Linked DNA regions of Homo sapiens: region 2 is linked to region 1. A link is an interaction called in ENCODE POLR2A ChIA-PET data of the cell type or tissue named here. Cell type or tissue: HepG2. All regions are shown on one strand. Each heading gives the region's core, and the rest is flanking DNA. Links, peaks and the distances in the headings are about the cores only. Region 1 has its middle 29 kb from the start of CDON. Region 2 overlaps FAM118B (family with sequence similarity 118 member B).

The links. ChIA-PET counts read pairs that join two places held together with the same protein. Peaks named below come from ENCODE experiments on the same cell type or tissue, not always from the same donor. Only the 100,000 strongest peaks of a DNase experiment are listed, where the experiment ranks them.
Region 2: POLR2A ChIA-PET joins it to region 1 with 7 read pairs; 4 of 35 experiments call an interaction of 5 or more read pairs at or near these places.

Annotation. Positions count from the first base shown.
Region 1 is chr11:126,090,430-126,093,341 of GRCh38, reverse strand. No RefSeq gene overlaps it. Among named protein-coding and RNA genes, the nearest start is that of CDON, 29 kb to the right of the region's middle. In HepG2, for the core only: no CTCF peak of the experiment used is centred there; a DNase peak (open chromatin) is centred at 1,281; H3K4me3 peaks cover 314 bases.
Region 2 is chr11:126,213,630-126,216,541 of GRCh38, reverse strand. The region is part of intron 1 of FAM118B (family with sequence similarity 118 member B); the gene reads right to left. It also overlaps the pseudogene RNU4-86P. Among named protein-coding and RNA genes, the nearest start is that of FAM118B, 3.3 kb to the right of the region's middle. In HepG2, for the core only: no CTCF peak of the experiment used is centred there; no DNase peak of the experiment used is centred there.

The sequences.
Region 1 (2,912 bases), core at 325-2,824:
GATCACTTGAGGCCAGGAGTTCGAGATCAGCCTGCTTAATATAGCAAGACCCCATCTCTAAAAAAATAAAAAATAAATTATCTAGGCATGGTGATGGATGCCTGGTGTCCTAGCTACTTGGGAGGATGAGGAAGGAGGATCGCTTGAGCCTAGGAGTTTGAGGCTGCTGTGAGCTATGATCATGCCACTGCACCCTAGCCTTAGTGACAGAGTGAGACTTCATCTCTAAAAAAATAAAAATAAATACAATTCAATCAATCAGCCAAGCAAAGTGGCTCATACCTGTAATCCCAGCACTTTGGGAGGCCAAGAGGGGAGGATTACTTGAGTCCAGGAGTTTGAGACCAGCCTGGGCAACATAGTGAGACCCTGTCTCTATTTTTAAAAAATATATCTAAAAAATCAACTGATCAAAGGTATAATTCATGAACATTTTCCTAGTCTTAGACGTGAGTTTCCAGAATGAAAGAGCCCATTAAGTGCCCAGAATAATCAATGAAGAAAACCAACACCCAAAGAAAGTAAATTATGACATTTCAGCATATTAGCAACAAAGAGAGGATCCTACAAGGTTCCGGAGAAAATAAACAAGTTTCATACCAAGGAATCAGAATAGCACTGGAAGCTAGAAGACAATGGAGAAAGGCCAGCTACTTCCGAGGTAGAATTTTCTACTCACCTAAACTCCCAATCAAATGTGAGGGCAGAATGGAGACATTTTCAGATATGTGCCATGTGTCCATATTTTGTCTGTCATGCACTGTCTCAGGATTCCACTGCAAAGGATATGCTCCACCAAGAAGGAAGACATGTCACCCAGCACAAAGAGGACCCCGAAACAAGGGAACGGGAAGCTCCAATAACATAGTAAAGGGAGATCTCAAGCCACCAGCTTTGTAACAGACCCTGGGAACAACCAGTGCAGACTGGCCCAGCCAGAAGATCCAGGGATGATCTCCTGGAGAAAACGAGGCAGATAGACTAAGTCATCTCAATATTTGAGGGAATTGAAACGAGATTACTCAATCTGGGGAGAGTTTGGGAATACACCAGCAATAAATATACAGAAAACTAAACAAACAAAACCAAACGATTTTTAACTCTAGGAGGAAAATTTCGCAGAGGGAAAATAATCATTGTACACTCACGACTTGGCTGTGGGTAGCGTTTATGTATTCATGATAAAGTAAATATTGAATGTTGATCTAATGAAAATTACGATCTAATTATACTCGGGAAATGGCCAGCTGAGTGGGGGCGGGAGCTGCGTGCGTCAGTGTGTGGCAACGGGATGTTTTGGCAACGGAGAGAGAAAGAAATCCTCCCCTTTCCTTTTTTTTTTTTGAGATGGTCTCCCTCTGTCGCCCAGGCTGGAGTGCAGTGGCGCAATCTCGGCTCACTGCAAGCTCCACCTCCTGGGCTCACGCCATTCTCCTGCCTCAGCCTCCCCAGTAGCTGGGACTACAGGCGCCCGCCACCATGCCTGGCTAATTTTTTGTATTTTTAGTAGAGATGGGGTTTCACCGTGTTAGCCAGGATGGTCTCGATCTCCTGACCTCGTGATCCGCCCCCCTCGGCCTCCCAAAGTGCTGCGATTACAGGCGTGAGCCACCGCGCCGGGCCTGAAATCCTCCCTTTTCCTAACGAGAAATAGACAAAGGCCTAACTTAAGAAAAATCTAGGAAATGGTTAACATTGGAAAATTAAGCAGTAGCGATATAAGCTTGCTATTTAGCAAAGAAAGTAAAGAATCCGTTCAAAAGAGTTGAGAAAAGGCTGGGCCTGGTGGCTCACGCCTGTAATCCTAGCACTTTGGGAGGCTGAGGTGAGTGGATCACTTGAGGTCAGGAGTTCAAGACCAGCCTGGCCAACATGGTGAAACCCCGTCTCTACTAAAAATACAAAAAAAATCAGCCGGGTGGGGTGGCGCGTGCTACTTGGGAGGCTGAGGCACGAGAATCACTTGAACTTGGGAGGCGGGTTGCTGTGAGCTGAGATCGTGTCACTGCACTACAGCCTGAGCAACAGAGGGAGACTCTGTCTCATAAAAGAAAAGAAAAGAAAAGAAAAGAAAAGAAAAGAAAAGAAAAGAAAGGGTTGAGAAGGTTACTCCTGAGGAGCAAGAATTGGTGGGGAGAGGGGGAGTGATGGAGGGGGCTGTTGCGTTTCTTATCAAGTCTTGCAGAACTCTTGGTGTCTTTAAACTATGTGCTTGAAAATTTCTGATTAAGAGAATGTGATAAAAGATACAAGGAGGAACAGGAGGAGGAGGAGGAAAAAAAGAGGGAGAGCCTAAGAGTCTAGTAGACTGAGCTCTCCTGTATGTTGGGCAAATTATTTAATTTCTATTATTTTCTTCTGCAAAAATGAATATAATAGTACATAACTTGCAGGATTCTTTTTGTCTCTAATATGTGGTAACCACATGTCACTACTGGTTATTGGAAACACAGACCAATCTACCAAAGGATAAACACTCAGGTCTTGGTTCCTCACTTCCACCTGGCTCATTAAACTGTTGGGAGATCCAGTGCAGTAACTAAGTCAAACCTCACATCCACTTGGAACTAGGCCAAATGTGACTTCAATAACACATCCAGCATGGTGCCCAGTGTTGACACTAGTATGCATGGAGGGTTGACTCCATGCTGGTCTCTGTGCTAAAGGCGTCACATGGGATTGTCCTCCATCGTAACCACAGAATGTTCTTAATTACCAGCACAGCTGCATACACTGGGGCAACAAACAAACAAAAACAACCGTCACAGTGCATGTGAGTAAGCACATCAGGGCAGGCCTGAGAGACGGGAAAGGCCAGAGGCAAGCACTCTCCCTTATGGTGTGAAGCTTAGTGTTTGCGTCTTGTCCACTTTCAGAAAAGATTAGTGAGGCCAGGCACGGTGGCTCACATC
Region 2 (2,912 bases), core at 256-2,755, 120 kb before region 1:
TAAAACTGGTTTTGTTATATCATGTTTCAAGAATACTGATGGTGTTGACCACTTACTGTAAAGACAGAGGAAAAGAGGAAAACAACTGAGTGGTTGCCTCTAAAGAATGGGACTTTGAGGTAGGGAGGGCAGAGAAACGGTTTTTGTTTTGTTGGGTTTTTTTTTGGTGACAGAGTCTCGCTCTGTCACCTAGGCTGGAGTGCAATGGTGCGACCTCGACTCACCGCAACCTCCATCTCTCCAGTTCCAGCGATTCTCCTACCTCAGCCTCCCAAGTAGCTGGGATTACAGGCACACACCACCATGCTCAGCTAATTTTAGTATTTTTAGTAGAGATTGGGTTTCACCATGTTGGCCAGGCTGGTCTTGAACTCCTGACCTCAGGCAATCCACCTGCCTCAGCCTCCCAAAGTGCTGGGATTACAGGTATGAGCCACTGGACCTGGCCTGAGAAACTGTTTTTTAATTCCAAATCTTTTATTACTATTTGACTTTTAAACTGTATTACACAAATTACTTTTTCTTTTTTGAGATGGGTCTGTCTCTGTCACCCAGGCTGGAGTGCAGTACTGCAATCATGGTTCACTGCAGCTGCAGCCTTGAATTCCCGGGCTCAAATGATCCTCCCACCTCAGCCTCAAGGGTTAGTTAGGACCATAGGTGCGTCACCATGCCCAGCTAATTTTGTGATTTTCTGTAGAGACGAGGTCTTGCTATGTTGCCCAGGCGATCTCAAACTCCTAGGCTCAAAAGATCCTCCCCGCTAGGCCTCCCAAAGTGCTGGGATTAAGGTGTGAGCCATGCACCCCACCCCCATTTAGGACATTTTTTTTTTTTTTTTTTTTGAGACGGAGTCTCATACTTTCACCCAGGCTGGAATGCAGTGGCGCGATCTTGGCTCACTGCAAGCTCTGCCTCCTGGGTTCACGCCACTCTCCTGCCTCAGCCTCCCGAGTAGCTGGGACTACAGGTGCCTGCCACCACGCCCAGCTAATTTTTGTATTTTTAGTAGAGACAGGGTTTCACCGTGTTAGCCAGGATGCTCTCCATCTCCTGATCTCGTGATCCGCCCACCTCGGCCTCCCAAAGTGCTAGGGTTACAGGCGTAAGCCACCGCGCCTGGCCAGAAATCTTAAAAGTATATTCCAACACCACTCAATGAAGTAACCTCCAAACATAAACATTAGCTCAGTGGCAAAAAGTTAAATTCTGGGGACAAGAGCAGAATCCAGTTTCTTAGTATCAATGCTAAATGTATTCAAGATAAATCTGAAATAAATCCCACTAATTCGGGCTGAAAGAGAAGTATTTCAGTATCAGTGGAAAATCTTCATAGACTAGAAACAGAGTTGCAAAAATCTTTCAAATGACAAAAAACTGAAGCCCAAATTATTTGTTCAAGTACGCAGCGGCTGAACTGGAACTAGTCCCACATCTCCTGGCTCCCAATGACTGTACTTTCCAGGGCACCTCCCAAGAGTTCCTGCTAATTGCCTCCTTTAATCTCTCTAAAACCATAAAACAATGTCCAAGTACTTCCTGCTCTTCAAGGAAATGGAATCGCTGGTTAATCTGCAACTAGCAAATCACAGTTTGAGGAGGCGTAACTTAACTTTATACCACTAATTAACCTTAAATTTGTGATAAACGCAAGTTCCTTTATTAGTTAGTCCTTGTTTGTTTATATTTGCGAAATACTAATGCAGCCTTTTTGTTCCTGAATAGACTAGGAAATATCTTTAAAAAGAAACTATCAAGTTCTTCTTTATATGGTTACTTTAGGGGCACATATTATGATATATCAAAATCAATGTAAATAAGTCATGTTTGAACAGAGCCGTAGTCTGCAAGAATGAAGAAATCACTAATAGAATTTCCTTCCTTGTTCTAAGAAAACATTTAGACAAGAGGAGTTCCCAACAAATGGACTGTGACATTGGCGCAGAAGTGGAAAAGTGAACTGCCTAAAAAAGGACCAGCTGAATGAGGAACAGGGAGGAGGCAATATAGAGGTAAAAAAAAAAAAACAAAAAAAAAACAAAAAAAAAAAACAGAAACAAAAGAGTTTTTTGCAGTGGCAGTATTGCAGCCAATGAGGTTTATCTGAGGGGTGATTATTGCTCTTTGAAAATTGGAAAAAAAAAAAAAAAAAAGACATGACATTTGCATAAATTCTTTTTTTTTTTTTTGAGATGGAGTCTTGCTGTGTTGCCCAGACTGGAGTGCAGTGATGCGATCTCGGCTCACTGCAAGCTCCGCCTCCCGGGTTCACGCCATTCTCCCGCCTCAGCCTCCCGAGTAGCTGGGATTACAGGCGCCTGCCACCGCGCCTGGCTAATTTTTTTTTTGTATTTTTAGTAGAGACGGGGGTTTCACCATGTTAGCCAGGATGGTCTCGATCTCCTGACCTCGTGATCTGCCCGCCTCAGCCTCCCAAAGTGCTGGGATTACAGGCGTGGGCCACCGCGCCCGGCCACATAAATTCTTTATACTGAGAACAACTCTACTTTAAATCACCAAGTGCCTAGACTCACCGGAGAAACATTAAGGATGTCATAACTTATGTACCCATACTGGCTAAAGCTGCACTGTCATACCAAACAAAAACTTTGAATTCTTTAAATTTCTCTACAAAGTTTCAACAAGACAAACCTAAAAGTTCCTTCTCCAGAAAAAAGGGACCAATATTTTTATTCTTAAGTCACTAAGTGTGTGCTTTGAGTTAACCTGAAACCCTAGAGCATAAGCTCTGTGTCACTAGCAATGACATTTGAGTTGGTTCTTCATTTTGTTTCCCGCCACAGAAGGCCAACTCTGCAAGAACAGGTGTAGTTTCTTGAATGCCATAAGGTTAGGGTAGAAACAGCCTCTCCCATCCCCGACACAAAACCATAAAAGTCCTGTACCCAAAA